4 separate regions of the Mus musculus genome follow, and regions 1, 3 and 4 are each linked to region 2. The links are chromatin loops, found by intact Hi-C in ENCODE. Cell type or tissue: heart. All regions are shown on one strand.

Region 1 (8,000 bases), 1.1 Mb before region 2:
AAACAAATGACAAAAAATGCTGGTGAGGATGCAGAGAAAGGGATGCCTCATCACTGCCCGTGGGTTGGCAACCTGGTGCAACCACTCTGAAAATCAGTGTGGAAAGTTTGCAAAAACCTTAAAGTACATGCACCCTGCTCTACAATCCCTTGCCATATACTGAAAGGACACAACATTCCACTACTTGATTAGCCATGTCTGTTGCTGTTCTATTCACAGCAGCCAGGAAGTGGGGCCAACCTAAATGTCCTTCAAAGTAAGAATGGAAAATAAAAATGTGATTATACACAATGAAATGCCATTCTACTGTAGAGAAAAATTAAATCATGAAAAATTTAGGTAAATGGATGGAGTTAGATTGTATTATATCGATTTTGGTATCGCAGACCCAGAGAGACAAATGCTATAGTCTTTCTTATTTGCAGACCTTTGCTCACTTTTTTTTAAAATGTTTTTTGGGTGTATAATTGGGAGTGACTGCAGAAGATAGAAAAGTAGGAAGAAACTAAGGGTGATGGGGTAGAAGGAGCTCAAGGCAGGGGGATAGTAAGACACGGGTGTTATGAAGGTGAAAGGGGAAATGGAGTGGTGAGGGATTGAGAGTTAAGTGTGGAGAGGGAAGGAGGATAATTCAGAGGGAGGAGGAAAAGAAAAATAACACTAAGAATGCTTGAAAAAGTTATAGGGAAATATTTTATAAACTTATATAAAATATACACAATATGTGTATCCAAATTTTAAAACAAAGTTTTGCCTCATGGGGTGACAATGCTCCCCCAATAACCATAGACCATCCAATGAAAACTTCAGTCCCAGTGTGGTGGTTTGAATAGGAATGGCCTTTATGGGCTCATAGATTTACATGCTTTGTCACCAAAGAGTGGCTCTATTAGGAGGTGTGGTTTTGTTGTTGTAGATATGGTCTTGTTGAAGGAAGGCTACACCACACTGGGTATGGGCTTTGAGGTTTCAAATGCTCAAGTCAGGCCTCAGTGTCTCTCTTCTTACTGCCTGCTAATCCAGATATAGAACTCGTGGCTCCTTCTCCAGCACCATGTCTTACTGGAGACCACCATGCTTCCTGCCACAATGACAATGGACTAAAGCTCAGTTAAATGTTGTCCTCTATAAGAGTTACTGTTTTCATGGTGCCTCTTCACAGCAATAGAAACCCTAATGAAGACAACCAGAAGTGGGAAGCCTCCCTTTGAGTTGTTGGTCAGGATTGTCCAAAGGACTCCCAAAATAATAAATAAATGGCTACTTGCATTGCCCTTGGTTGCCTCTCAGAACTTGGAGGTAAAAATCTTATTGCTGTAGACACAGAATTTAGAAGAATTTAACTGTAACTGATCTCGAAGCCTCTTCCCTGAGGATTAGCTGCTATAGCATCAGAAGGTGTTATGTAAATTGACAAGGGAGAAAAACAATCAAAACGTTTACCCAGGGATAAATCCAGCAAAGCACAAAAATGACTGGCCCAGCAAGACATACCCAATGGCTAATGGCTGTAGTTAAGTCTTTGGGGTAACTATCAGCTGTCTAAGTGAACTTGGGGGCTGCTCAATCAATAGGTGAGAATTATTTGTACTGTAAACCTAACCAATTACCTGGAACTGCAGAGGTCATAAACCTTAAAGAAGAACCTACCACTGCCATTTTCCTAAATCAATATAGGTTTTTAACTGTATTCTTGAAAACTTATGCCCATACCCACAGATGAACATTGTTCACGCTGCTTGCCAAAAGAAGCTCCTTATTATGCAGTAGATGGAAGCCACTATAGAGATCCACAACTAGTCAAAATCAAGAGAGTAAGTATATGTATATACATGAACTTACATATATAAGTTCAGTTTTCTCCAGGAATTAACCCCTTTTAGGTTATCTAGTCCCAAGTGGTCAGCCCTAAATGTGTTTATATGAGCAACATTAAATGCATTCAGTACGTTCTATAATATAATGCACTAGACATAGGTGTTGTGTATAAATGTGACAATAACAATTGAAGATGAGATCATAAATTTGAGAGGGGGTAGGAGGGGCCACAGGTGGAATTGGAGAGGGGAAGATGAAAAAAGGAAATATACATACTCATGCACGAAATTCTTTAAAACAATTTTAAAAATTATTACAAAAAAGATTTGTAAGGAAGACAAAGTTACCATAGCCCAACGATCCTTTACAGGCTTTGAGTCAATTCTGTGTGCACAGAAACAACTCCCCAAAGAAACTGCTTCTAGTGACCAGAATTAAGAATATCATCAGGGCCAAAGCAGAGATTTCCCTGCTCCACTATAACCTATCTACTTAGTGCCTCCACTAAAGGGCTTGATTTTTTATTTTTATCCTGTTACTATAAAACTTCAGGAAGCTATTATTGTGTTGGAACATGGAATTTGAGGGTAATCATGAGGCCAGTTTTTTTTTTTTTCCTTCTTTGCTTGCCAGTTATAGCAGGTATAGTTTCATGGTGTATGCTCTATCTTAACCAAGTATGTGTACTGAAAGTTGGCAAAGTATTTAAGACTCGCCTGTGAGAGATCCGTTTTTCTGTCTTCCCTCCATATCCTGTTGGAGGTGGTTCTGTAATTTAACGAACTCTAGTTGCTAAAAAAAAAAAAAATTAATTCATTTGTGTGCGTGATGTGTTTGTCTGAAGGTATGCATGTATGCCATGTGCCCATGTGATACAACGAGACGATTCTGTTTCCATCTTACATATCCAGGGAGAAGCTCAAATCTTCAGCCTTTCCTGGCAAGTGTTGCTACTTGTTTAGGGATCTCTCTGAACCTAAAGGATTGATTCTATTTCCTGATCTCTGTACTCAGCGTTACGCATCATAGTTTAAACTAGCTGTTTTCTTGTTCACCTCTACATATTTGGCCTCCAGCTCAGGTCTGATACAAGTTCAACCAATGCTTCAGTAAGTTCAGTAAATTCAGATGTCATCTGAGCCTTATTGTTATGTGTGTGTGGAGAGGGGCCAGAGGGGAATGTCTGAGAGAAAGTAAGAATAGTTAGCAGCAATTCCCTATGGTCAAAGAGCCTACCTCAAAGGTGAGGTGCACTGTGGAGTCCAAAGGTGGGGTCCTAGCAGAGTCAGGCAGAAAGATGTTGGCATAAACCTACACTAACCTTTTGCAACCAGCTGTCCTTTCCTTGTGGTTTTAACTGTCCTGGGGCGGAGTGGACCTCCCACCTTACCTACAGGAACCTCAGTGAGAATGTCTCCGTGGCTAGAAACTTCAGGAAGACCCAGTGATGGGTCCATCCGTATCCATCCCCCAGCTCCCAAACCCGGTGTCCTATAAAAACCTTCCCAGAACTATCAAGGTGAGACAAGATGGTCTCTTCCGAGAGAGGAGACATCAGGCCGTCTTCTCACCCAGCCCCGCTGTCTCCGCGTCCCGCAGCGCGCTCCACAGACTTTGCAGGCTCCGAGCCCACGAGCGCGCGCCCGTGAGGTGGATCGGGGGCGCGCGGCGAGGGCGGCCTGGCACGTCCTCGAGCTCCGCCGGCTTGCCGCGCGTCCTTCTGCCGGCTTCAGCTCGTATCCCCGGAGTCCACCCGCCCGTCCCGGGGTGCGGACTGGCCCTGAGCTGGCCGTACAGCCCGGCTTCGGACGGTCCTCGCTGGAGCCATGGGCCGCCGGCTCGGCAGGGTGGCGGCGCTGCTGCTCGGGCTGCTAGTGGAGGTAGGGCCGCCGGTTCCCCGCGCCTTCGGGAGAAGGGACGCGGGAAGGGCATTGCGGAGCTCGCGAGTCTGCGGTGTGGGGCGGCGGAGGGGTCTGATGCCGGGACCCCCTGTCCTCCCTGCGCGCCTCCTCCTCCTGTCGGCGCCCCGTTTCCCTCTCGCTGCTTGCTCGGGCTTGCGTCCCCGGGAGGGACCTTTGTGCGTGTCCACACGCGCTCCCTGTCTCTCGGGGCCTGGGGCGGCGCCTCCCGCAGCTGGTAGGAGGGACAGGGACATTTCTGCCTTTGGAGATGAAGTGCAGGCTTTTAGAGGCGAGGAGAAAAATCCCACGGGGAGCTTGGGTGGTTGGTGTACTGTTGTGAAGCCGCGGAAACTTGATGGTGGGTGGAAGCACCGCCGAGGTACAGCCAGGGTTAGAGCGGGGCTGCGGTCGACTGAACTGCGACATCCTGTGACGCGAACCACCCTTCCTGCTCCAGCGGGTTCATTCAAAGGCAAAAGAGTGGATGTGTAAAATCTGGTGTGTAAAATATGGATTGGGGTTTGGAGGTTTGTTCATACCTCCACAGCTTCAGTATTTTGAAAGATTTTTGTATTAATAAAGTCAGTTTAAGTGGGTAAGGATGCCCCTCTGACTATCACTGTCCTGCCTCAGAAAACTGTAAACTTCCTTGGTTGGGGAGTCAGCGGTGCTTGGAAAGATTCTCATTTATGCTGGAGGAAAAGTCTTTCTTTCCAGGAGAGTTAAGGGAACAGTTTCTCCAAGCTCTAAGTTCGGATCAGAGCAAAGATTGCTCGTTTTTCTTTGAAATACCTCTTTTTTCTTTTCTTTCTGTTTCTCTCGCTCACTCTCTCTCTTTCCTTTCTTCTTCTTCTTCTTCTTCTTCTTCTTCTTCTTCTTCTTCTTCTTCTTCTTCTTCTTCTTCTTCTCCTTCTCCTTCTCCTTCTCCTTCTCCTTCTCCTTCTCCTTCTCCTTCTCCTTCTCCTTCTCCTTCTCCTTCTCCTTCTCCTTCTCCTTCTCCTTCCTCCTCCTCCTCCTCCTCCTCCTCCTCCTCCTCCTCCTCTTCTTCTTCTTCTTCTTCTTTTTTAACATTTAACGTTTTTGAGAAGTGCCACTTCTGGTTTTCTTTCTTCTTGTTGTTCATATTTTTAAAAGCTTAGAAACCAAACCCTCTGGGTAATGATTCAACATTGGTTGCTGTAGAAAAGCAAACCAGAGAGCACTGTTTACAAAAATAAACGTGTGTTTACCTCAGCATATCTCCGTTGAGGTAAATTTTGTAATCTGGCAATCTCATTTGCATGTGTGTGTGTGTGTGTGTGTGTGTGTGTGTGTGTGTGTGTGTGTCTGTGTGTGTCTGTGTGTGTGTAAGGAAGATTATCTGGGGTTCTCTTGTTTCTATATTTGTGCCACTCCTGTCTCCAACTTAGCTTTGTGTGTATCCTAAAAGTCTGCTTCAAAACTGCTGATTTTATTTTTATTAGGGTGGGTGTTCTTTCTGGTTGTGTTTATTTTTTCATTTTCTTTTCTATATTTTTGTATTCGAACGATGTTTATTGAGGAAATGAACATGAGAGAAGTGGCAGACCTGCCAACACTCTAAGGCTTTACATTCAAGGGCCAGCAGTGGAAAAGCCTTCAAAATGAGTCAAGTCAATTGAATTAGCTTTTCTGGGGGAGAAGGGAAACCAAAAGTAACATCAAATATGATGCGCTAAGATTGTTGCTTGTCATCAGTTTTTTTTTTGTTTTTTTTTAATCTACTGCTTTGTTGATTTGATGCCATCATAGTGACGTTGGTTGTCAAGAGTTTTTTGGAATGGACTTTTTTTCTGTGCTGATTTAAAAAAATAAGGCAGTAAAAACAAGGTCTCAGCACCTGGAGGGAGGGAGGGAGGGAGGGAGAGAGAGAGAGAGAGAGAGAGAGAGAGAGAGAGAATGCAGAAGACCTGGAAATCAGAGTTGTGTCAGGCAGTGCTAAAGTTTTATGTTTGGGGATGGGGTGAGTTCTTCCTTTCCCTCTTAGTTGGCTGATTCAGGCTACTACAGGGGATTGGGTAATCCAGACAAAGAAAGGCAAGCTGATTGGTTCCTACTATAGGACCCTCCCCCGCTTCTTGTGGGAGATTTGAAAGACCACTGAATACTTTCAGTCAGGGAAAAAGCCCACTGGTCTTGGTGAGGAAAGAGGAGCAGGAAATTGGTTGTCTCCTGTGTTCAAGTGAAAAGTATATTAATGCCCCTACAACCTGCTTTCCTTGTCAGCCTGCTGACATCATCAGTCTAAAGCCTAATCCTTTAGTGCAGAAGGTTTTGTTCTATCCTGTAACCTGTTTCATTGCATAGGAACTTTTTTTCAAGTGCCAGGAATGGACCTCAGGGCCTTGAACAAAGTAGTCAAACTAGGCCCTCTTCTGCAATCTGCATTCTTGGATTTGTTCATTTAATTTAATTTTATTGTTTTCTTAGCTACCAGAGGGAGTCTGAACCTTACACATGCTGGGCCAATACTCTATTCAGCTACAGTCCTTCTTAAGACAGGATCTTCCTATGTAGCCTAGGCCTCAGTCTCCCACATGCTATGATTACAGGGATGGGTCACCATGTCTGATTGAATTGTTTTATCTTAATGGGGAATTTAAAACTTCTTTGAAGGGCTGACAACCTCCCAAGGGCTGAGCTCTGATGCATTCCTGAAGTTCACTATCTGGATGCTGGTAACATGTGTTTTCTAGGTCGCTCCCGTTTACATGATGATTATCTTCAGTGCCTGATTTCCGGTAGAGAGCTGTGCCCTGTTGAGTGCCAGGACAGCCAAGGCTAAAAGGAGAAGCTGTGTCTCAAAACAGCAACAACAACAAAAACATTTAATGATTTGTCACATGCAAATTTAATGTAAGGTTTTAGTCTGAGCTTTCTCGTTTTATTTTATTTTAGTTTAGTTTTAGTTTTTTTTTAATTATATATTTCCTTGATTTACATTTCGAATGCTATCCCGAAAGTCCCCTATACCCTACCCCCAGCCCTGCTCCCCAACCCACCCACTTCAGCTTCCTAGCCCTGGCATTCCCCTGTATTGGAGCATATAATCTTTGCAAGACCAAGGGCCTCTCCTGCTAATGATGGCCGACTAGGCCATCTTCTGCTACATATGCAGCTAGACACACATAAGCTCTGGAGGTACTGGTTAGATTATATTGTTGTTCCTCCTATAGAGTTACAAACCCCTTTAGCTCCTTGGGTAATTTCTCTAGCTCCTACATTAGGAACCCTGTGTTCCATCTAATAGATGACTATAAGCATCTACTTCTGTATTTGCCAGGCACTTGCATAGCCTCACAAGAGACAGCTATATCAGGGTCCTCTCACCAAAATCTTGCTGGCATATGCAATAGTGTCTGGGTTTGGTAGCGGTTTATGAGATGGATCCCCAGGTAGGGCAGTCTCTGGATGATCTTTCATTCCATCTCAGCTCCAAACGTTGTTTCTGTAACCCCCTACATGGGTATTTTAATCCCCAATTCTAAGTAAGAACAAAATATCCACACTTTGGTCTTCCTGCTTCTTGAGTTTCATATGTTTTGCAAATTGTATCTTGGGTATTCTAAGTTTCTGAACTAATATCCACTTGTCAGTTAGTGCATATCATGGGAGTTCTTTTGTGATTGGGCTACCTCCAGATCCATCCATTTGCCTAGGAATTTCATAAATTCATTCTTTTTAATAGCTGAGTAGTACTCCATTGTGTAAATGTACCACATTTTCTGTATCCATTCCTCTGTTGAGGGATATCTGGGTTCTTTACAGCTTCTGACTATTATAAATAAGACTACTATGAACATAGTAGAGTATGTGACCTTATTACCAGTTGGAACATCTTCTGGGTATATGCCTAGGAGAGGTATTGCTGGATGCTCTGAAGTACTGTGTCCAATTTTGTGAGGAACCGCCAGACTGATTTCCAGAGTGGTTGTACAAGCTTGCAACCCCACCAGCAATGGAGAAGTATTCCTCTTCCACCACATCCTCTCCAGCATCTGCTGTCACCTGAATTTTTGATCTTAGCCATTCTGACTGGTATAAGGTGAAATCATAGGGTTGTTTTGATTTGCATTTCCCTGATGATTAAGGATGCTGAACATTTTTTCAGGTGCTTCTCAGACATTCAGTATTCCTCAGTTGAGAATTCTTTGTTTAGCTGTGTACCCCATTTTTAATAGGGTTTTTTGATTTTCTGGAGTCCAGCTTCTTGAGTTCTTTGTATATATTGGATATTAGTTCCCTATCAGATTTAGGATTGGT
Region 2 (8,000 bases):
GTCCTAGAATTCAGAGTTAAATCTACCTCTGTCTCCTGAGTGCTGGGACTAAAGGTGTCACTACCACCATCTGGCTCTTGGTTTTGTTTTTGTTTGTTTTGTTTTATCAAGTGACCCTTAAACTTCTTTCTGTGTCAGTTTCTAAATTGTTAGGAAAACCCAGTTTCCCTGGTAAAGTTCCAACTGTCTTATAATTCTGCTTTTTCTTTCCGGGAAATATAGAGTGGGGCTGGAGAGAGAGCTCAGAGATTAGAGTATTTGTTGCTCTTGCAGAGAGTTCAGTTTCAATTCCTAACATGTACTTTGAGAAGCTCACACTGCCTGTAACTACAATTCCAGGAAATATAACACCCTCTTCTGGATTCCACAGGCACCTGCATACATATGGTGAACATATACACTCAGGCACACACATACACACAAAACAAACAAACAAATAAATAAATCTTGGAGGAAAAAAAGGAAAAGAAATAAGAGTTTAGATTTGAGATCCAGGCTAGCTTGGTTTACAGACTGAGTTCCAGGATACCAAGGGCTACACAGAGAAACTCTGTCCCCAAAAAACAAAAACAAGAGAGTCGTGGGGAGAGTCATAAGGTCCCACACACCTCTGAGGAACTATTAGTATAGTTGCTAGGGGATGGGAACAGATCATTTTCCTTAGTGGTGTAGTCATTAAGGTGCCAAAGTTCCAGTGACTAATTTCCCCATCCATGTTTGTGCAGTGGGTCACACAACAACAATAACAACCAAAACAAACCAAAACAAACCAAAACCATGAAAATAGAAGACTTGTTGAGTAGAAAGGGTTCAGCAGGAGTGGAGGGCATGAAAAAGAGTAATGAGAGATGAAAATGACCCAAAGACTTTACATACGTGTATGATACTGTCAATGCACAATAAAGAAAGAAAAGAAATAGTTTGGTAAAAAAAACAAGAAAACAAAAACAAAGAAACAGTTTATTCAAGAATTAGAGCTAGCTATGTATACAAACCAGGACTTTATCAGAAAAGAGGCCAAAAGCAAAAATTTAGAGTGCTGAGATGGCCTAGTGGGTAAAGGTGCCTGCAACCTAACAATGTAAACATAAAGACCCTAGTTCATGTAAATGTTGAAGGAGAGAAGCAACACCACAAAACTGACTTCTGACTTCTACACATGGGCCATAACCCATTCTAAGCACATCATACACACAATAAATATTATTATTATTATTATTATTATTATTATTATTATTGTTATTATTATTTTAAGGTTTGGAAAATAATTGTTTTCTATTGAACATTTAAAAATTTAAAACTATAGCCGGGCGTGGTGGCGCACGCCCTTAATCCCACCCAGCACTCGGGAGGCAGAGGCAGGTGGATTTCTGAGTTCGAGGCCAGCCTGGTCTACAGAGTGAGTTCCAGGACAGCCAGGGCTATACAGAGAAACCCTGTCTCGAAAAACCAAAAAAAAAAAAAAAAAAAACCCAAAAAGAAATCTACAACTGTTCAAAATGCAGAGGACAACTGACCATGAGGTACCCAACCCAAGTAGATGATACATCTATAACACAATTCCTACACCTAATGCTCAGAGAACATGGTAGAAGTGGGGGTGGAAAGATTCTAGGAGTCAGAGGACAAGATATTATCTGTGAGATAATATTTTCTAGATATAACAGGAAAGCTGTACACATGAACTCTCAGCAATATGGTTTTCTAAACAAGACCTACACAATGAAGTCAGTAGCTATGGCAAAGCAGATAGGGGAAATCTCACAAGGGCCCCAAACCTAGATGAAGAGCTCTAGGCAACTCATTGAGCTGAGATATAGAGACTCAGCCTTCTCCAGGGACAAGTCTCTGATAGGTTATCTATTCCAAGTAGTCAACCCTAAACACATACACACCAGCAACATTAAATATTAGCAACACTAAATACTCAGTAGGTTAAATGTATATGTGTGTATGCACACATGCTTGCATGTGTGTAACAAAGATGAAATGAAAAATTTGAGGAGAGGGAGGGACACAAGAGGGATTGGAAGAGGTGTAAAAATATGTAACTAAGTATTCATGCATGACCAAAAAAAATGAGCAGAGCATGACAGCAGATAAATCTTTGTTTTAAGATAGGATCTTTCTGCTGGGCGTGGTGGCGCACGCCTTTAGTCCCAGCACTCGGGAGGCAGGGGCAGGCGGATTTCTGAGTTCGAGGTCAGCCTGGTCTACAAAGTGAGTTCCAGGACAGCCAGGGCAATACAGAGAAACCCTGTCTCGAGAAACCAAAACCAAAAAAAAAAAAAAAAAAAAAAAAAGATAGGATCTCTCTATTGTATACCCCTTATTGTCCTAGAACTCAGTCTGTGGACCAGGCTGGCCTTGAACTCAAAGATCTACCTTCTGTACTTATTAGGCAAGCACTCTACCACTGAGCTACCTACATTCCCCAGCCTAGGATTAGGTTCTTAGTGCTTTGTTACTTCAATACCCTAAGTAGGTATAATTTTAAAAAGATCAATGATTAATCAAGCTACTTTAGGCATCAATTGGGGAAAAACTCAACTAGGACTTGTTTGCTTCACTGTAATTATACATTATCTGACAAAAGAAATTAAGAAGGGCAAATTAGGAAGCTTTGGATTTGCTGGTCTTAAGAGTAACCTAATACAGGCCTCCTGCTTCTGGCACAGAACTTAGTTTACAAAAGCAGACACTTGTACCTGCATGCTGAAACCAAAAGGCAAAGGCAAAAAAATGAGATAGCATGCAGGCTGCTCTTGTATCTTTGTTTTTAAACAGTCTCTGTTCTCTAATCTTTATGCAACACTATATACTGTTTCCCTTATTGAAAGCTATACTATTAATAAAACCAGTAAGAGAGGCAGAAACATAATAATCTTGACTTTCAAATGACAGCAAGAATCCGAAGACTACCCTATCTCCTATCAACTCTGATGTTTTCCAGTTTCCTTCCCAGAGCTCCCTCCATTCAGTGTAGTTCTGAATCAAGCTTCCACGATGACTATACTACCACACACAAGAACACCCATGGCACAGGATGCAAAGTTACAACTTCTGACTGACTCCGGGGCTGTTTTTCATAACAGTATAATCTCAGCAATCTTTTTTTTTTTTTAGTATGATTTTTGTCATTTTGTTACTTTACTCCTAGCTTATAAAGCAACTAGTTAGTTCAAAGGCTGTAATCAGGAAGTACTAAAAAAACTTCTTAATATCATACACAATAGTGTTACTCTCTCTTTAGTGTTATTCCATATCTTTCTGAGGATAAGCGAATATAACATCTTAAAATAATAGTCTATTTTTTTGAGGCAGGGTCTAAGTACCCTGTCTAATTTAAGATAATTCTCTTGCCCCAAGCCTCCCATTTGCTGGATGTATGCCATGTGCCACCACACCTAGATTGAAGGTAACAGTCGACACACACCTGTACACTGACACACACACTCGCAGCTATCACTTCTCCACTCCCTTCACTACTTTTGTTATCTTCTAACTAACTGAACTTCTGTAAATAAATCTAATGTTACATTCTCTGTGAAAGAAAAGAAACCAAGTGCTTCGTTTTCTGCTAGAAGCAATCCGTTTTTTTCAACACCTTAAGTATTCAATATATATATTCACTAGCACATTATGACATCATTGGCTTCCAGTGTTTGTTTAGGCTAAACAAACCTATTCTATTTTGCTCCTTTGCCTTCAACACAAAGCAAACGCTCGGTTCAGACGGTAGGGTGAAGAGTCATTTAAGAAGCTGGCTCCATTTGCACTATCTGTTTGACAAATTACATTTTTACTTACTGCAAGCGATTTGGAGGGCTAACCTAACCAAAAGAATAGCTCTGGGCCGGATCAAATCTGAAATGGCACAAAGAGAAGGGGGCGGGGCCGGTCGCTAACCCCAAACTACAGATTCCAAGGCTCGCAAGAGATAAACAAAGGAAGCCGAGCGGAGCTTACAAGTGCGTCAGTCTACTTGAGCATTCGTGTGGAAACCCACAGCTCGTAACGTGCCGGCGTCCAAACACCGAGTTTTCCTCAAGAGCTCCTTTATGGGTAGACACCCAGCAGGTTGGTGGAGACTGACAGGGAACACAAGGCTCGCCCGTCATTCTTCCGCTAAACCCGAACCCCCGCGGCTCGTCGCGCAGTCCCCGGAGGCACACCGCGAGGAAGGCCGCGGGGCGCCGAGAAGGCGCGGGCCGGTCCTCACCTGGCAGCCCTTCTTGTGGTGAAAGCCGACCACCACGATGTGCAGGACAGGCCCGCAGGGGGCGCCGTCACTCTCACGCCCAGACTTCTCCATGGACGCTCGCCGGAGGCCCCCGCCGCGACTCCAAACGCCGAGGCCCGGCCGCACGACCCAGAGCGGCAGCCTTCGGATGTCAGCCTGAGCGCCGCATACGCGCTGCGCCACGAGCTCCGGGGCCGCCGACCAGCTCCCTCACCTCCGCGGAGCCCCACCGGGCCTCCACCTCTCTGCTTCATCCGCTTCCGCAGCTTCCGGGCTGTCACCTGACGCTACAGCCGCCTCCGGCAGCGCGGGGCGGTACCCTGAGGCCCCTGTCCCGGCTGGGTCTGAGGCGGCATGGGCGGAGCCTGATCAGGGGGCGGGTCTAAAGGAAAAGGAGGCGGAGAGGGGAGGGGCTGTATAACAGGAGAGGCGGGGCCTGCTCGAGAGCTGGCCTGAAGGAAGAGGACCCCCAGCTGAAGGCGCGGCCTACACGACCGGTGGGGCGGGGCGGAGCTGGACGGGGCGGGGCAGGGCAAGGTAGGGCAGACAGACACAGACCCTGTGCAGTGGTGAAGTGGTGTGCACAGGGGGTTGATTTGGCTGACTCTTAAACCTGCTCCTTTCTCCCTACGATCTTTGTCAAATCACTTCCTTCTAAAATCTATTTTTCCTTCATGAAATATCGTTACTCCTCCTTTTTACCAGTTTTACTTATTTATAAACGTATTTCCTCTTCACTCTTTAAATCTTCCGTGGGATCTCTCAGTCTTGATTTTTAAATGTTTAGCAAGAAGACATATTCATGAGGTTTGGTATCTCATGTATTCAACGTTGAAGTTAAGTTTCTTGCTTACTCAAAATTTTTTTTACTTTCACTCTAGAATTTTTTTTTTTTTTTTTTTTTTTTTTTGGTTTTTTGAGACAGGGTTTCTCTTGTAGCCCTGGCTGTCCTGGAACTCACTCTGTAGACCAGGCTAGCCTCGAACTCAGAAATCCGCCTGCCTCTGCCTCCCGAGTGCTGGGATTAAAGGCGTGCGCCACCACGCCCGGCTAGATTTTTTTTTCATTTAATTTTTATACGTACAGTTTCTTTTATGCAAGTGTGTAATGCCACAACTTGAGGGGCTGAAGTAAGAGGTTTGCAAATTTCAAGCCAACTGTGGGTTACATAGTGTTAGAAATGTGCTCACAGGGCTGGAGAGATGGCTCAGCGGTTAAGAATACCGACTGCTCTTCCAGAGGTCCTGAGTTAAATTCCCACCAGCCAACCACATGGTATGTAATGGATCATCTGTAATGGGATCTGATGCTCTCTTCTGGTGTGTCTGAAGACAGCTACAGAGGACTCATATAAATAAAATAAATCGAGAGAGAGAGAGAAATGTGTTCACAAAGTAAAATGACCCCGTAAAGCTTTATAACTTTAAAATTAGTCGAGGCTTGGAAGTACACACCTTTAACCTAAGTACTCCAGAGGCAGGCAGATGTCTGAGTTTGAGGCCAGCCTAGCCTACAGAGCAAGTTCCAGGACAGCCAGGGCTACACAGAATCCCTGTCTCGAAAAATGACGACAACAACAAGGACAATAAATGATGATGATGATGATGATGATGATGATGATGATGATGATGATGATAAGGGTCATAGTCCAAAAAAACCGCAGGAACAAGCACACCTGTTCAGGATGGCCAGGTGGTGGTGGTAATGGTGGTTGTTGGCTTTTCCATTTTAGCTGAGGTCCTAACTCATGCTGATTTAGGATGTGGCTGGAAAAGATCAACCAGTACAGAATAGGCAGTGTTTAAACTGAGTACATCTGGATAAACTAATGAAGGACCTGAGACGGGGAGAGGAGATAAAGAAGGCATATGGTTATTAAAACTGTAAGAAAAGACAAACTTTTCACATTGGAGAGTGTGATGGCTATTCCTGGCTACATCTGGAATGAACTACAATCCAGAAATGATAGGCACATCTGTGATCGAGTTTTTGAGGCTGGAAGACATAGGCTTCTGACCTGGATCTTGACATGGGATGACATACACTTTTGATCCAGATCTTAAGGCATGGTGGCTATGAAAAGCTTAGGCCCAGGCAAGGTAGTACACACCTGAAAACCCAACAGATTGGGGCAAGCAGATCTCTGAGTTCAAGGCCAACCTGGGACAGAACAAGTTCCAAATCCGGGTGTGGTGGTACACACTTTAATCTGAGCTATACTTTCTGCTGGAGGCTTGCATAAGGACAATGGAAGAAGGAAGGCTTCCTTCTTCTCCACTTGCTTGCCCTTAAATGTCAACACATCTATTGGAACCTGCTTCTTCAGGATTCCAGCCTATATAGAAGACCTGAAACACCTAGCCTCTTTGGACTGAGAAACTACTAGATTATTGGACTTCCCATTCACAGCTGCACGTTGTTGGGTTAGTTGGACTGCAGACTGTAAGTTGGTCCAATAATTTCCCTTAGTTTATAGAGATATTCCATAAATTCTGTGACTCTAGAGAACCCTGGCTAATACAAAGTTTAAAGTCTAGGCAAATGGGATCCTTCTCAGACTTGCAAAAAATAGATACATAGATTATATACTAGAGTTTGGAAGCAATTTAAGCCTTGAATCAAATCTTCACCAACAAAAACTTAAATTGTACCTAGCAAATGTTTATTCCAGTGCTGTGATTAAAATATACTTATGTACAGTTTCAGTACATCTTCTGGAGTTTACTATAGTTGGCACAAAATAGGTTTGTTATTCCTAGAATTTTCAAATCCTTTACTGAATGTGCTACAGTTTCAAAAATTAAGTTGTTTAAGTGCTTCTAAAACTACTCAGCTACAGCTGGACATGGTGGCGCATGCCTTTAATCCCAGCACTCAAGAGGCAGAGGCAGGCAGATTTCTGAGTTCAAGGCCAGCCTGGTCTACAAAGTGAGTTCCAGGACAGCCAGGGCTATACAGAGAAACCCTGTCTTGAAAAACAAACAAACAAACAAAAAACTACTCAGCTACTACTCAGTAACATACTCTAACATACCTTTTTTATATAACAGAATTCTAGGCAGTTGTCATGGCTTCATGAAAAGTATACAATTTCCAGTATGCACAGTACTTTTAACACTTTTTCACTTTACCCTTTTATGTTAACTATTTGATTTTTACTATTTTCTTGATGTAACCTGTGTTAATATTTTCCACAGTTGGCATAGCTAAGATTAGTCTGACTTCACACATTTGTTTGAAATGTGTGGCTAGATCTCTGTCTCCTGTTAGCATCGGTATTTAATTCACTGTCCAGGAGACATAGCTCTGCCTTTAGAGGTATATGTCGCTTTGCATCCTAGAACTATGAGGTGAGACTAGATTATCTCTAACTATTATATCTAAATGCTTTAAAAAATGTATCATTTAAAGTCATGCTGTATTTAATTTCTATCAGGCACGAAGTGACCTAAGGGAGAAAGGATTTATTGCAGTGCAGAGGTTGAGAATGCACAAAAGAAGGGAGAGACACAGATGACTTCATGGCCCTTAATCTGGTTCATTTATTAGCACCTCCCTTATATTATTTTTTTTTGTGTGTTTATGTTTGTGTATGCTTGTGGAGGCCAAAGGTATCTTTCTTCAATTGCTTCTCTATTTATTGACAGGGTCTTTCACTGAACCTGGAGATCACCAATTTGGCTATAGTAGAAGACCAGCAAGCCTTAGGAATCCTCCTATCTCTGCTTCCCCAACACTGGGACTGCAAACATGAATC
Region 3 (8,000 bases), 820 kb before region 2:
TTTAAAATTCTTTTCTGTAGCCTTAAGGGCTGCCCTGAAGGTCCCAGTGTTTACCATTTTACTGAGACATCAGCCACACCTTCTCCTCAGGGACTCGAGCTATCTCTGATTATCATGGATCATTAACATTAACAAGGAAGACATTCCTTGAAGGAGGAATGTAAAATATGTATGTTATTATACAGAGACAGCAGTTCACTCTCACTTAGGCCCACATCCTGTTGACCCTGTCCCGGGAGCCAAGTTATTATAATCCCATCAAAGCCATAGCAGGAGAAAAGAAAGAGGGAAAGAGGTGTGCAATACTACACTTTGCAGCAGTTCTCAGCCTTTGGGTTGTGACCCCTTTGGGAGTCGGACGAGCCTTTCACAGGGGCCACCTAAGATCATCGTAAAACACAGATATTTACATTATGACTCATAACAGTAGCACAATTAGAGTTATAAAGTAGCAACAAAAATAATTTTATTGTTGGGGGGGTCAACACAACACAAAGAACTGTATTTTAGGGTCACACAGTATTAGGAAGGCCGAAAACCACTGGAATATTCGGCTCTGCTGTGTTTAGCAAGGAGAGAGAGCCCTACTGAAGCCTGCAGCTCTGAAATGGGGAAAATAAGTAATTTGGTTCAGTTAGAGTAGAATATAACCATGCCTGTGAGATGAGTTCTATCAGATTTGCCTTCGGGCAAACTCTTTCCTTAGAAAAGGAGATGAAAACCAGAAACGGATGGCTTTGCAATTCTGCTTGTAACATGGAATTAGGTAAAGTTACCTTTAGCCTGTTTGAAGTGACTGATACACAAAGCCTTTTGCCAGAAGGCTGTTTCCCAATGGAGCCCAGGAGCAGGCAGAGTATACTGTGAGGTTACTGTAGATAAGGGTCATAGTGACCTATCGCTCACTTCCTCCTCCTAAATTCTCCAGTAAGATTTGTACGTTAGGAGAGTAAAGTCTCTGTCTACAAGCTACTATGACTGGATGGATGTGCCCTGGACCACAGGAACTCGCTCCCTCTCCTTTTCTTGTTGAAAAATACCAAAGCAATCTGCAAGAGAAAGAGATCTGCTGAGATCACAGACTGACAAAGGCCACATTTATACCTCTTCACATAGCACAAAATCATCATCAGTCCTAAAAACAGAACAGGCAACAAATCTCACCAGAAAGTCTATAAAAGAAAAGGCCTGGGTGTGTAAATGCTTCAGAATTAGGTGGTGCTGTTTCTGCAGTGCGTGTAGGAAAGACATCAAAGATGCTCTAGAGAGAAAGGCTCTGGGCAGTACTGCATAGTGAATATGAGTTCAGTGTCTTCACACTTACCTCTCATGAGAAAGAAGCGGAGAGCCTGGCTATGAAGAGAGACATAGCCAAGTAGTCCCAGTTCAACCTCTTGCAAACTAAGTGCCTCAGCCCACTTTTTCAGTCTCTTTATCCAGTTTCCTTAGTTACAAATACAAATGATAGTAATTAATTTTCTTTGTTTTTTTTTAAAAGATTCATTATTTTTAATTATGTCTATGGGTGTGGTCAGTGTGTAGGTATGTGCCTAAGAGGGCTGATGTCCTTGGAGGCCAGAGGCATTGAACCCCCAGAGTTATAGGTTATAAGCTGCCCTACACATGAACTGGGAATCAAACTACAGCGTTCTGGAAGAGTAGTATGTGTTCTGATAGCAACATGAAAAAATACATCTTACACATACGTTGTTGAACCAGAGAAGCCAAACAAACAAAAAGTATGTGTAGGTTATGGTTTAATACATACCAAGTGTAAAGACAAAATTAATCTACTGTGTTAAAAGTCAGCGTGGAGGCTGCCCCTGGACAGAAGCAGTAATGGGATGCCCGGCAGGATGAAGGGTCCCTTGGGGACTAAAAACATTGTTTCTTGATCAGGTGCTAGATATAAAGTCAGGCTGTATGTTGTGAAGATCTCTTGAGCCACACTCAATATGCACACTTTTCTGTCTATATGCTGGATCCGGTAACAATTTCAAGAGCTTTATGAAAATTGATTCTCTATCCAACATAAGCCATTGTTAGATTTAGTGAGTCACTAACACAAATATCACTGTCGAAACATATTATTATTAAATGCACTGGGTCTCCAGATGCTCTTGGACCAGGAGGTGCAACTAGGCAACACAACTTAATTATTAATTTTAAGAATATTTTTAATTAAAACTTATTCCATACATGCATTTTGAGCAATTCTTTCCCCTTCCACAATTCCTTTCAGATCCTCCCCACTTCCGTACTACTCACTCAACTTTATGTATGTTCTCTCTCTGTCTCAAAAAAAAAACCCAAAAACAAAAAACAAAACAAAAAAACAAAAACCCAAAATCAAAACAAAAACAACCCAATTAAGACTTAAAAAGTGGAGGTGGGGGGAGCTGGTGAGATGGCTCAGCGGTTAAGAGCGCTGACTGCTCTTCCAAAGGTCCCGAGTTCAAACCCCAGCAACCACATGGTGGCTCACAACCATCCGTAATGAAATCTGATGCCATTTTCTGGAGTGTCTGAAGACCGCTATAGTGTACAGTGTATAAATAAATAAATAAATGAATATTTTTAAAAAGACTTAAAAAGTATCAAAACAAAACCAAAACACGCACACATAAAAAATCATGGAGTCAATTTAGTGTTGACCAGTATTCCTGTGCATGAAACCTGCCCGGGAGTGTGCTGATACAGCCTGAAAGGCATCTGCTATTGTCTTCTGCTCAGATCCATCCTGCCTTGACTAGATTCAGCGCGGTAAAATCCGCTGCCCAGTGTTCTCCAGCCACACCTGAGCCGTTCCCTCTTTAGACGTGATTTGTCTTTTACTGTTTATTTGTTGGCTTGCTTCCTCATCTTCCTTATTAGACCGAAGGTTCTAAAGGCAGTTATCTGATTATTTGAATCAGTTTGGACCCCCAGATCCAAGGCAATGCTTCCTTCAAAAGACGGAAATCTTTTTGGCATGCAGGATAGTCGCGAGCCATCCCAAGATGCCTGTTAATGCAGTCCGAAGAACATTGGTTTGTGATTTGTCAAAGAACACTGGATGACGTACAAGTGCTACACTCAAGCAAAGCGTGGCTGTCCGAGTCTCGATTTCTTGGGTCAGAGTTAAGATAACTTTGGCAGAAGTGAAACTCCCTCCTCCAGTGGCTGGCGAAAAGCAAGGTCCCTGGTGCCTGATTCGAGGCCGCCAGGCCCATCAGGAGGGCGGGGCGCCAACGTCGAACAGCTACTGGCCCACTTTGACGTCGCTCTACGGCGTTTAATTGGCAATCTGAGAGGTCAAATTGCCTGTGCAGGAGGCTCGTTCCTATCTAAATCTGTAATTGGCTCAGATTGAGGGCGGGCAAAGAGTCTTTCAGAGCACCAACTGGCTAGTGTTGCTGTCAATCATCGGAAATACACTCCTCCGGGTCTCCATTTGGCCAGCTGCGGTTGATTTTTTTTTATTTTCCGAGAATTTCCAGGAGTGGAAGAGACTGTGGCTTCCCTAATTGCTTGTTCTGGAGATCATAATCAACAGAGAAGTCAGTCTAGTTTATCATCCAAGAAATCCTTCCCTTCCTTCCATTAGCCAATTAAGAAATTTACAGACACCTACCCATCACAAGGTAAGAGCCTAAGGAGTTTAATTCGCTTATTCTCCTAGGTTGTTGACGAGACATTGGCGGTCTCCGGAGGTCCCCGGGAAGGCGAAAGAGAAATATGAAATGAGTTCCTGCAGCTTACTCTGTCTGAGACCGAGTCCCACGCGCATCTCTCTGGGTTCGATGTGCTCCCTTTTTCTGGAAGTGGAAAGCAGCTGCTCTCGCCTAGGCCCACGGTGGCTGCGCCCGAGCATCCGGCTCCCCCAAAGCAGCCTTGGTCGGCCTTGAACTTGACCTCGGGCTGATAGTGAGCCCCAGGGAAGCAGGGATAGAAAGATGGGCGGGGTCCCAGGGAGAGAATGAGAAAGCTAGCAAAGATAACAGAACCCTGATTCACTGCAGCGAGACCCTTTGGTGCGCTCCTGCCCGCGAGAGCAGGCATAGCTGCCTAAGAACTTGGGATGCCAGATCTCAAGAGCTCAGGAGAGTGTTGTCCTGCCGCGTCCAGCTTCGTTCAAGGCCAGCAAACCAGCCCACGATTCTATCCAGCCCAGGCTTGCAAAGGGACTGGTGTAGAGAAGGATTGCGGAGCCCTGGTCGTTTGGATCTGAGAGCTTGTGTTTTGCTTTGCTAGGAGAGCACTGTATCTTAGGGGCATGTGGCTCCTGGCGCAGGTTTTCGCAGACGCTTTCTGTAGATGAGAGAATTTACCCGGAGGAGACAAAGATTGAGGCTCTGGGTAGAAATAGCTAGGAAATTTCGACTCTCAAAAGCTCCACCGGTTTTCGTTGTAGGAGCTGCAGGAATAGAAACTGCGAAGCCCCCAACCCCCAATGTGCATGTCAACCCGGCAGAGCAGATGTAGCCTCTGCTGGACCTGTGCCCTGGTGAGGAAACCTGGGGCTCTCTTGAGATCGAGATCTGCAGGGCTTGGCGGAAGGGGCTGTGTTGCCCTTCTAGTGTGTGTTGGAACTTGTGGAAATTGGAAACCAGCTCACCACACTGTATGACAAATGTCATAAAATAGGAAGCTTTGGATAATGGGCTCTTGTTTATAATTGTTTTTCTTGCAATCCGAGTCTCTTTTTCCTTGTCTACATCAACCCACCCCCTTCACAGAGTTGAGTAACACTTACTTTTCAATACTGTATTCTCACTTCGCCTATGAAAACAGACTCTCACATACAACCGAAGGGAGTTATTGACCGTTTTGTTGTTTTCTTTTCTCCAGTAAACTAACATTTCCTTTCCTCCTAAAAGGCGATAAAGGCATCAAGAGTGCGGATTTCCTAAAATACATTTCTGAGGTTTTCAGATGATTTTAGTTGTTTATTGGGGTGCACTGGGGTTTTGTTGTTGATGGTGGTAAAGAAATTTGGAGTTTAAGAGTGTTAAAAATCGGGCCGATGATGTTGCTTGACCACTAAAGGCCTCTGCCTGCTTGCACTGGCCTGCACTTCCCCCGGGCTCACATACATGTATGTATGCATACATACATATCAAAAATTATCTTGTGTTTCCATTATGGAAAAATACCAAAGTGCCACTTTCTAGTTACCTCACCAGCTTCCTGGAGGGAGGAAACTCCAAGCCCTCTGCTGACTGCCAGAACCCTCAGTCAGTTAATCCTGCCGAGTTCTTGTGTAAAGTGATAATAATAAACTTCCCCTTTGAATAGTTTTTGACATTCAGATTCCAGTGCCAAAACCTGCTATCGAGATAGGACTCCTTTTTCCAAAAATGAAATTGAAAAAGCTCAGGGGTTAAACTGCTGAGCAAGTAAAACATCTGAGAAATATGAAAAGGAAAGTTGGTGCAGTAGTCTTGCATCTGCATGTGTGGGTCCTTGTGCTATGAAATCAAATGGTGACTGGCAAACTTCACAAGGCCCATGAGTTGAGACTGGGTGTTAAGTAGTCCAGACTGGGCATTAACTCCTGATCCTCCTGCCTCCATCTCCTAAGTGTTGGGAATCAAACTCCTTTGGCCTGAAGTTGTTGTTCTGGAAAAGTGGGTTTCACAGTACTGTCTTGAAGATGATCTCACAGCTTCTTAAACTTTTGGGGCTGAAATTTCTGCTAAATGGAATTACTTATATGGCAATAACATTGTTCTAACATTGCAATTCTATTTATTTCTTTACTTCTTAACTTGTCAGTTTTAAAGTATCAGGTTGAGGAGGAAGATGGGGAGAAAGACATAGTCACACAAATCAGGAGGAAATGGTGGAAAAGGCGTATTTTCAGAAATTTATAATAGAGAACATAATCTAGAATGCATATTTTTAAAAGATTTATTTATTTTATGTATGTGAGTACAAGGTCCCTCTCTTCAGACACAACAGAAAAGGGTGTCACAGATGTTTGTGAGCCACCTTGTGGTTGCTAGGATTTGAACTCAAGACTGCTGTCAGTGCTCTTAATCGCTGAGCCATCTCTCCAGCCCCTAGAATGCGTTTTTACTTTTGGACATACACAAACATATTTTTAAAGACTGATGTGGGGTTGGCGAGATGGCTCAGTGGGTCAGAGCACTGACTGCTCTTCTAAAGGTCCTGAATTCAAATCTCAGCAACCACATGGTGGCCCACAACCACCTATAATGAGATCTGACCCCCTCTTCTGCTGTGTCTGAAGACAGCAATAATGTACTTATTTATAATAATAAATAAATTAAAAAAAAAGACTGATGTGGTTAAGTTGTGATACATTTTGTTTTGGTTGAGAAATAAGAAAGAATTTGAAATAGTTCGGGCAAGATTACCATTTTTCCTTTTATATACAATTACCAATATATTTTAGATTGGTTATGTTTTATATCTAGGATTCCAGGCAAATTATTTTTCTTTATTTTTTTCCTTGGCATAGTTTAAAGTTTATGCATTGTTTGTGTATATGCTTTGTACATGTTCCATTAGTTTCCTGGGATATTTTGTGTAGTATCAGGAATGACGGATGCTTCACTTTGAAAGCTTACATATAATTGTTTAAATGGTTTACTAACATCAGTTAGCTTAGATTTCTAAACCACAGAGTGGCATTCCTGATTATAAACACCTTGTTAAGTAGCTGCTTCTTAGTGGAGAAGCTGATAAGCTTATCCTGGCTCAAGCTCACTGAGCTGATAAACATAGAGACTGCTTAGGCCCCTGTCAGGTTGTCCTCCACTCTTTTCTAAGTGTGGTCTTTCACACTTCCACTCTGCCCCTCTCATCTGCTGTTCAGTTCATGGCTATTTTTGCTGGCATTCCAAGACCTCTCAGGCTGATGATGCTGTGTTTTGTTTTTCCTCAACTTGAAGCAGGAGAAATCTTTCTCAGTGTAGACCTTTGTTTGGTTTGGAGTAACGATGCTTCTCTGTCTCTGTCTGTCTGTCTGTCTGTCTGTCTGTCTGTCTGTCTGTCTCTCTCTCTCTCTCTCTCTCTCTCTTGCTGTTTTGTTTTTTGTTTGGTGGGAACTGGTTAGATTTTTGAATTGAGGGTTTTCAACCAATAAGCTACAACTCTGGGTTGTGAGCAGGTTTAATTGAAAGTCCTCATGTAGCTTGGGAACACAAGTTGCCTTTGAATAGTTTTCTTGGGTCTCTGAAAGGGATCAGTGTGGTATAGTTGTGGTGTGGCTGCAAAGGAGAGGGAACCACATAAATCTCCTTGCGTAGGTGGTACTGACCTAGTTCTGCATCACTGAGGAGCCAGCTGTATAGCTCCTCACACTGAACCTCTGCCAACAAAATGCTCTCCAGCAGTTGTTTATTGATAACTGCCCTGCTGCTGACTTTCAAAAGTAACAGTGTGGATAATATAGAGCAAGGTCAAGTTGATGATAAATGTTAGAGGCTCAAAGACACTCTCCACTTTTACCTTATCTTACCATCCAATAATATGTCTTGTGGATATTTGTTCTCCGCTGAGACTGCAGTTGTGTTTATCATTTAATTGTTATTTATTTTTGAGCATTAGAAAGAAACATAAAAGGAGGGCAAGAGTATCCTAGAAGTCTTGTTGTAAAACTTGAATCATTTCTCTACTGTCCTGCATTTCTGCTAAGTAGCAGGACATTTGGTACACATGATTTCAGGCTGAAGCCAGAGAGGGCGCTTTGGTAATCTCTGTTTTCTCTCAACTTGCTTTCGACTGCTCTAACAGTTACTTCTGTCAGTAACTATTACGTGCTATGTTACATTAGTTTGAAACTTCTCATTGCTGCCACCTATATCTCACACACTTTTACTGAAGGCTGTATCTTGGGGTAATATTTAAAAAAAAAAAAGTTTGTTTAGGACCAGTGAGAGATGGCTCAGTGAGTTAAGGTAATTGCTGCTTAAGACTAGTGTTTTTAGTCTGGTTTGTTTAGTTTTTATTAGATGTTTTCTTCATTTACATTTCAAATGCTATCCCTTTTC
Region 4 (8,000 bases), 83 kb before region 2:
TGTTCTTATATAATCATAAGGTATAGATTTTAAACCATTTCATGATCTAAATCTATCTTGTCTTGAAATGTTGTCATTCTCATAATAAACAAAGACCTTATCCACTCAATAAATATTTACTAGCATCTAGACCAGTGGTTAACCTTCCTAATGCTGTGACCCTTTAATACAGTTCCTCATGTTGTGATGACCGCCAGCCATAAAATTATTTTCATTACTACTGCATAACTGTAACTTTTCTATTCTTATGAATTGCAATGCAAAAAAAAAAAAAAAAATCTGTTTTCTGGTGGTTTTAGGTGAAAGGGTCATTTAACACCCCACCAAAGACAGCAACAACCCACCTGTTAAGAGCCCACTGCTCTAGACAGTACTATACAAAACTGGAAAGTCAAACCCAAAATGGTGGTTTCTGCTGTAATAGAATTTACATTGCAAAATCATGTTAGAGACAACAAAAGGGTAACAAGTGCAAATGAAAACAAGCAAGATCAAAGCTGCCAGACTCACTCCAGTATCTGTGAACTGGATTGATGGCACAAGTCTGAAACTCCAGCACTTGGGAGCCTAAGCCAACTGGATTCAAAGTTTAAGGCCAGCCTAAGTGCTCCACAGTACTCAGAGCAAGCCCCTGTGGCTGAAGCAAAGCCATATGTGTGCCTTGATTCCTGCTATATAGGTTCTATGTTGCCCAGCCAAACTTCAAGCTTCTAGGCTCAAACTATATTCCTGCTACCCTCCAGAGGAGACAGGAGAGAAGCAAGCCCCAATCTACTTGAACGCCCCCCCATCCCCCTTTGAGAATAGTACACTGTAGCCCAGGGTTGCTTAGAACTCAATAGAACCTTGAATTTGGGACAGTTTTCTTGCTGCAGCCTCCCAAAGACTGTGATTACAGGTATGAGCCAACATACACATACTATAACCGACTTATTCCTCTGCACCTTCAGAGCACCCTGTGCATATTGCTTCTATAGAACTTGACTCACAGTATTTGGATCTTTCCCCCCGACACATCCATTCCCCTATGAGACTTTTTTTTCTGGTTTCCAGGGTATAAAATATTTTTTGAATGCATGATGTTCACTTTTGAGAACTTGAAAAAATGTAAATGTAATTTTATATGTATAGATGTGCTACATCCACTCCAGTGAAGCCTAGAGGCCTGGAAGCACTCATGAGGCAAAGAGTTTCAAGGAAACTATGCCTCCTGGAACCTTGGCATTCCCATAACCCATATACTCATACGTTATCCCCACGTTAGTATGGTGTATGCTCTCTTTCAGTATTATTTTATTATAAGTGCCTTTAAAGATTGAATTTTAACATAGGTGAGCCTCCATCAGTGTTCCAGAAAATCCTTGAAGCCCACCAGTTTGGAATTCAGTAGGAATTCAGTGAGAAGGTTACCTATTCAGTAACATTCAAATTTACTTCTAGCAGAGACGGGAAAACTAATTATGCATTGCAAAGAACGGAGCTAGAATAGCTCAGGGCTAGTCTGCAGAGTGATTACTTGGGACAGTAGCCAGTCTCACCCAAACAAGGAAATACACAATGGCCTAGTGAATAGGTAGGTTTACCATGAAGAGTGAGGGAATCCCCCAAGACAGGTTTCTTCATGTGGCTCAAAGAAACAGCATAAATCAGGCATTTACTAAGAACCCCTAGTGGTAGGCTTAACAATAGACTAGCATTACACCTGGCTCCCTTCTTAGTGGTAAACACGGCCTGGTCCGTGCCATCTTTTGATGTATACATTCCTTTTGTATTGTGTCACTGTAACTTAGTGGATGTGTTCGCCTGGTTTCTTGTTACTCTTCTGTATAAAAAGTTTGATGCTCGATTTGACAAATTACACTCAGAGTCTTCACACTCTCTTGTGTCGCTTCTGTTTGTCACTCACAGACTCTATGCCCATCTGTCCGAGACTCTGATTTGCACGGATTAAGGAGGGCCCACTGAGCCCGGTCTGTGGCATAGATGTTTTGCTTGCATGCATATCTGTGTACCACGTGAAGAATATTTAAATACAGTATAATTTGGGAGAGAAGTTTTTTTGGTATAATACAATCCTGGTGTCATCTCAGATCAAGATAGAATAGAGGTCAACAGGCTACCTCCCCTAATGATGGGTCTATTAATTAGGAGCTAAAGATAAAAGGTTTAGGGGTGAAGAGTCTGGAATAATTATTCTGAGGGATTTAGGTGAATTCTACCTCTACAGAGAGCAAAAGGTTACCACATGTTAACAACACCCACTCTCAGGTTTTTGGATAGGATGCAAGTATTTTACTTCCTCCATTGTGGAAATACCCTGTATGTTTAACATTCCTGGTTTCCCTGGTGCTTATTTGAAATATAAGGACTTTTGTGGCCCCCAACAATGTGGATGCTGTGAATTGAACCCAGGTCCTCTGGAATTTAGTGGTCTTAACTTTAGAATCATGTCTCTAGCCCCACATTTTGGAGATTTTTTTTATTACAGATTCATAAAAAGTATAAAAAATATGAGCCCATGATGGCTCAGCAGGCAAAGAAGCCTGCTCTCCAAGCCTGGCAACCTTGAGTGCCATCTCTGGAAGCCACACAAGGGTGGAAGGAAATCTGCAAAGTGGTCCTCTGACTGCCACACAAGTGTGGTGGCATGAACACTGACCTCTCAAGAATCACATAGACACACACACTCACATACACGCACACACACATACTCACACACACACACACACACACACACACACACACACACACACATAGCATAAAAAGTAACAAAAGTAGAATGTTCTTTGAAAACCCCTCTAGTGACTTCCCATCTTAGATAACTATAGTATATTATCAAAACTATGAAGCTGGTATTAGCAAAAGCAATTAAATAGACTAAAAACCTTATTTGGACTACATCATCTTTTATATAAACGCTACTTTCTTTTTTCTTTTTTTTTCTTTTGTTTTGGTTTTTTTTTTTTTTTTTTTGGCAGGGACTCACTTACTGGCTGGCTTATAACAAGTAACTTGCTATTTAGACCAGGCTGTCCTTGAATTTATAGAAATCTGCCTACCTAACTCTGGCATACTGAGATTACAGGCCTATGCCACTATGCCCAGATTAAACTTTGTAAACTTTATCGTTATTGGGTCGTGACCTAGGAATTCCATATTCACGCAGTCAAGATGAAGAGCAGTCCCATTAACTACAAAGAAGTTCCTTGTGCTATGTGCTAGGTGTTCACAACGACGTCGGTCAACTAGATTTTCTTTGTATTATTTCAGGGAAGCAAAATTAGAGTGGATAGATACATTGTATACCAGCACGGTTAACTATATTTTCTTTGTATTATTACAAGACAGCAAAATGGAGTGGATAGATACATTGTATTTGAGAGCAGACAAGATTTTCTTTGTATCCTTACAGGGAAGCAAGATAGATGCATTGCATTGTAATGCTCTGTAATGCATTCTGAGGGCCTGTTAACCCCCTCTACCAAACCAGCACTTTTAAATAGTCTGGTGTCGTTCATGTGCTCCTGTTAAAATTTGAACTCACTATTTAGCGAAGGACAGCCGGGAATTCCTGATATCCTTTCTCTAGCCTCCTGCCATCTGGGATTAGAGGTGTCTGTCTCTTTGCCTAATGCTTTATATGTGGCCATTCTTATTTTCAAAACTGGACTTGTTCTAACAGTTGAAGTTAGGAAGTAGGCAATTCTGAACGTTTTTTGTTTCGTTTTCGTTACATGTATCTTTAGGCAAATCTATAACATTTTTGCTTGCCAACAAGTCTCGCAGACCACAGGCACTTGCTACTTCAAGGCTTTGCTTTGAAATCTGGGGCATGGAGGGTGTCTGCTGCATTGCAGTAAAAACTGGCTGGAGGCATCATTTGTGGAGACCGTCCTCTGCACCCATTCGCTTCCAAACTGCGGGTTATCTCGATGGTGCCAATACTTCCAAGGCCTTAGCAAGCGGAACTTCTGAAAGCGATGGAGGCTGGAACTAAGGAAAGCAGCCCATATAGCAAACGGTCCAATGTCCTCCTCCCCTAACTTCAGCTTCCCGGGGTGCAGTGCTGGCCCCCACTCTGGCCCAGCCTGCAAATGTCTGTATCTCGGGTGGACACCTCAAACACGAACAACTGCGGCTGCACAGAAGTCCAAGTGCCGCTGAATAGAACTTTGGGAACTGATTTTTCTAGGCCATCCCTGAGGATGGGTGGCCGGCGCGACCCCGCTCTGCTACGCGCACGCGCCTTAGCAGCCCGGGAAGCCCGGACCCAGACGCCAGCGTCACCTCGCGCCGCCTCCGCCCTTCCTGCTTTCCGTTTCCTTCCCGCGCCTGCGCGGCTCCGATTGTTTTGGCTTTCCGGTGGGGCAGAGGAAAAGGGCGCGGTGAGCCAGATGAAGGCGGGGTCCAGCCGCGGGCACCCGGGAGCCCGCAGAGCCGCTGCTGGAGCGGGCGCGGGCACTGGCGCGGGCGGCAGGCCGTGACGGCCCAGCCCAGGAGGCGCGAGGAAGCGGAAGCGGGGGCGGAAGCGAGCGGCCCGGATCCCCGCAGCGCCACGCCCCCGCCGTGCGTGCGGCCGCGTGAGTGCAGCCCGGCGGAGCGGCGCGGTGAGCTGGGCGACCGGGGACGAGGTGAGCCCGGCCGGGCGCGAGGCTGGCGGGCGGCCTTTGTGGCCCGGGGCGGCGGCGGCGGCTTTCAAACTGGGGCGCTTCCGCCGAGCGCGCGGTGTTTCCGGCGCGGCCTTGCGCGAGCTGCGGGGCTCGGGGCGGCGTCCTTTCTGAGGGAGAGCTGTTTTGCCCGGCTCGTGTCGCGGCCGCCGGAGAAGGGCGACCGCGTCCTTGCCCTTTTTTTTTTTTTTTTAAAAAAAAAAAAAGTATTATTATAATTCTTTTTCTTGGCACATCGGCAGTAACCAAGAGTTAGCCAGGTTAGCCGGGGTCCTGTTGTCCTCGGCCTGCTTGTGCTCTGCTGTGGGAAGGGGAAGCTGCACTTTGAAACCTGTTTGCTTTAGACGGAAATCATGGGTTGGAACTGGACGCTAAGTCGGCCGACTGGGCGCTGCTGTCGTGTGCTCTCCCCCACTTCCCGCCCCGCCAAGCGCCTGGCCTAGTAGCTCTTAAGATTCCTTTTTTTTATAGCTACCTAAAGGAAAAGGGATGCGTATTCTCCGGGCTGTAGATCTCTAGAATTTCTTTGGTGGCCTCTCTTTAAGTTAAGCAAGGAATTAAGATAGTAAACTTGAAAGACTTTGCTTTGTGAACAGCTATATCAGCTTTGTGAAAACGAGGGGGGAAAAAAAAGACAGTGCTGGTCACGTGTTGTTTATACATGAATCTGTAAGTCTGGCTCACTGAGCAGACACTGAGGAACGGCCCTATCAGCGGTGTGCTCTGACTGAAATTATATTTTCTTCCTGTGAGTTAATACAGTTTATTTTAGTTTCTTCATTTCTTTGGAGTTGTGAATTCTTCCCCAGATTTGAGTAATATAGACCAGATCTTTTGCAGGTGAGAATGACTTCGTCTAGTCAGACTGTGGATGAAGCTTTTATTTGTAATCTAAGATCCATTTGAAAAGCCAAGTCAGTTGTTTTTCCCAGCCTCTGTGATGTGAAACGTTGCTGTTCGTTTCGTCTGTCTGATAAGGTTATGCCTTTCTGCTTTGCTCTTTTGTTGGTTTAACGCTTTTCTAGGTTCCTTTAGATCAGGGCCAGAAATCTTAAGAGAGGGTATATAATTCTTGGCAACTACGGCTTTTCCGTTGAGCATTCTTTGTATGTAATCCGTGTGTTTCCACACTTATTTCCTCTCTTCAGATAAGTACTGTAATTATTCTCTATTTTATTTCCATAAGTACAGTGCTGTAAAATATGCTAACTTTACAAATACTGTAAGGAGGTGACAGAAATAATAGGAGTCGTAGTAGTTATTAGTGAGGCCACAGTAGAGTTTTCTTTATTAGATAGCAGAAATAGTTAGCATTTCTTAAGTTTCTATGCCTTGAGTGATTTAGATGTTTAAGTTCCTAGAAACCTGATTTGTCTCTTGAGGTAGACTGTGTTAATAGTGTAACGCAGGCTTGCCTTAAAGTCCTGCTTCAGCCTGGGGTTTGCAAACTACTACTAGCATGCCGTGCCCTATTGACTGCAGTCTTGAAAGCCAAAAGATACCTGGTTTTCCATAGATTTGCATGCTATTTAGAAAATAGTTGACAACCACCCACCCACCCCTTCCCTGCAGCATTCCTAAGACAGTTGGGGCTGAGAAAATGGTGGGTTTTGCTGTCCTGAAATGTGTCTTGTTATACATAGGTCTTGCCCTGTATTGCAGAGTTTGAATAAAACAGATACTTATGTAACTTGGAGCGTTGATTGGCAGGCTGGTTCAAGCACTTAGGTGTATGAAGGGTATTCTTGATGCTTTGGCAGGATTTGAGTTCTTAGATCATTTTATGGGAAGGAGAGATTGTCATGGGAGATTGGAAACAATGTACTGGGACCATCTTTATTTACGCCACTCATATAAATGACAGTAGTGACTTGTGCCTTTCATTGCAAGCAGGGGCTTCCAAGAACTTTACCTCTGTGGTTTACTTATTTTTGTAGCACTGGGGATGCTAAGCAAGCCCCCTACTTTTATTACTGAGCTATAGTCCCAGCCAGCCCTTGGTTTGTTTTTTAAGTGACAAGATCTTGCTCGGTAGGCTAAGGTTGGCCTGGACTACCAGGATTCATCTCCTCCTCTGCCTGCTGGGGAGAGGGCACACTTGGCATCAAGCTTTTATTTAGTTTTGTGTGTCTGTAAGGAAACATATTTTAGTAGTCACAGTCAGTGTTAAGGGGCTCTACCCCTTAGACTCCTATAAAAGAATGTAGAGCATCCAAGGTGATACTTACATAACTTGGGGTATCTGGAATGACAAGTTAATTTAAACAGTATTAGGTGTATGAAAACACTTCTTGGTTCTCTTGTCAGTAATTGTTTTCTGTTGTGGTTGGAGGAACTGACCCAAGAAAACAGTGTTAGTGGAAAACTTTGGGTCAGTTTTGTGTCAGCCAGGCCCGTCCCACTTCTTGAGCCTGAGTAAGACGGAGAGGTAAAGGAGCGATCATCTAAAATGGCATCCTGAGCTCAATTATTCTGTCATAGGCTCTTGGGAGCTCACTGATCGTGCTGTAGTGTTTGGAGCTTGCCCTTGTGCACATAAGTATGTGTCGTTAGCCTGATTGAGAATATAGCTTGGGAATAAAAGAAACATTTGGGGACAGACCTGAACTCCCAAGAGTAGGAGAAATTACTGAAATTTATCAGATTTGATAAATTTAAAGAACAAACAAAGCCCCAGCCTTTCTCAAAACACTTTCACTTTTTCTTGTCATAACTCTCAAAACTCACTTGTGTAGCATTTGTTGATTAAAGATCATGTAGTGAGCTGGGTGTAATGGTGCGTTTCTTTAATCTCAGCACTTGGGAGGCAATGGCAGGCAGATCTCTTGGTTGGAGGCCAGCGTGGTCTTCTTCATAGTGAGTTTTAAGACAACCCCATTTAGTCCTACAAAGGGAGTGACCACTCAAGAGGCACTTGTTTAGTGACTGTGTTATTATGTCTCTGGCTTTACTTTTTCTGCACTGACATCAGCCATCCAAGGTTAATCTTGTTGGGCTGATAAATTCATACTTTGTACCATCAGAAAACTCAGTACAGTTAAAAACTAATTTCACTAAAGTTTCATTTAGAGCTGAACGTGGTGGCTCATGTGTGGGTTATTGGCTTTGGAGAAGCTAAGGCAAGAAGGTCAGAGTTCAAGACAAACCTGGATTACATAGAGGGCTCCAGAACAGCCCCACAGGGCAAGACCCTGTCTGAAAAAGATAGAAATAGGGAGCTACTACTGTGACCTTGTAACTAGGATCTCTAGGCTTGTTAAAAGTATGGAGATTTGGCCTCTAGGAAAGGATACAAAGTTTCACCAGTGATTGGACTAATAAAAATTGTTGTAC

The links. Hi-C counts contacts between places; a loop is a spot of excess contacts. Peaks named below come from ENCODE experiments on the same cell type or tissue, not always from the same donor. Only the 100,000 strongest peaks of a DNase experiment are listed, where the experiment ranks them.
Region 1: a loop joins it to region 2, with 10 times the contacts of the local background. A loop is called at or near these places in 2 of 42 quality-filtered maps.
Region 3: it touches region 2 in a loop (5-fold over the local background); 11 of 42 quality-filtered maps call a loop at or near these places.
Region 4: a loop joins it to region 2, with 6 times the contacts of the local background. A loop is called at or near these places in 12 of 42 quality-filtered maps.

What each region holds. Positions count from the first base shown.
Region 1 is chr6:57,820,625-57,828,624 of GRCm38, reverse strand. It overlaps Vopp1 (vesicular, overexpressed in cancer, prosurvival protein 1), which reads left to right and starts at 3,500. Exons shown (of 5, transcript NM_146168.1): 1 at 3,500-3,698. The coding sequence starts at 3,645. In heart, a CTCF peak has its summit at 3,689; DNase peaks (open chromatin) are centred at 3,574 and 3,984; H3K4me3 peaks cover 2,217 bases; H3K27ac peaks cover 3,040 bases.
Region 2 is chr6:56,711,437-56,719,436 of GRCm38, reverse strand. Avl9 (AVL9 cell migration associated) reads right to left here and starts at 4,532. Exons shown (of 16, transcript NM_030235.1): 1 at 4,223-4,532. The coding sequence starts at 4,315. In heart, a CTCF peak has its summit at 4,280 (motif pointing right); a DNase peak (open chromatin) is centred at 4,636; H3K4me3 peaks cover 2,187 bases; H3K27ac peaks cover 1,444 bases.
Region 3 is chr6:57,530,903-57,538,902 of GRCm38, reverse strand. It overlaps Ppm1k (protein phosphatase 1K (PP2C domain containing)), which reads left to right and starts at 3,416. Exons shown (of 7, transcript NM_175523.5): 1 at 3,416-3,623. In heart, a CTCF peak has its summit at 7,703; DNase peaks (open chromatin) are centred at 3,262, 3,932, 4,002 and 4,472; H3K4me3 peaks cover 4,219 bases; H3K27ac peaks cover 4,023 bases.
Region 4 is chr6:56,794,090-56,802,089 of GRCm38, reverse strand. It overlaps Kbtbd2 (kelch repeat and BTB (POZ) domain containing 2), which reads left to right and starts at 4,277. Exons shown (of 4, transcript NM_001362210.1): 1 at 4,277-4,631. It overlaps Gm10209, which reads right to left and starts at 7,642. Exons shown (of 2, transcript XM_030255710.1): 1 at 7,619-7,642; 2 at 3,664-4,843. The coding sequence starts at 7,642. The coding sequence ends at 4,046. In heart, no CTCF peak of the experiment used is centred here; DNase peaks (open chromatin) are centred at 4,329 and 5,039; H3K4me3 peaks cover 3,667 bases; H3K27ac peaks cover 2,894 bases.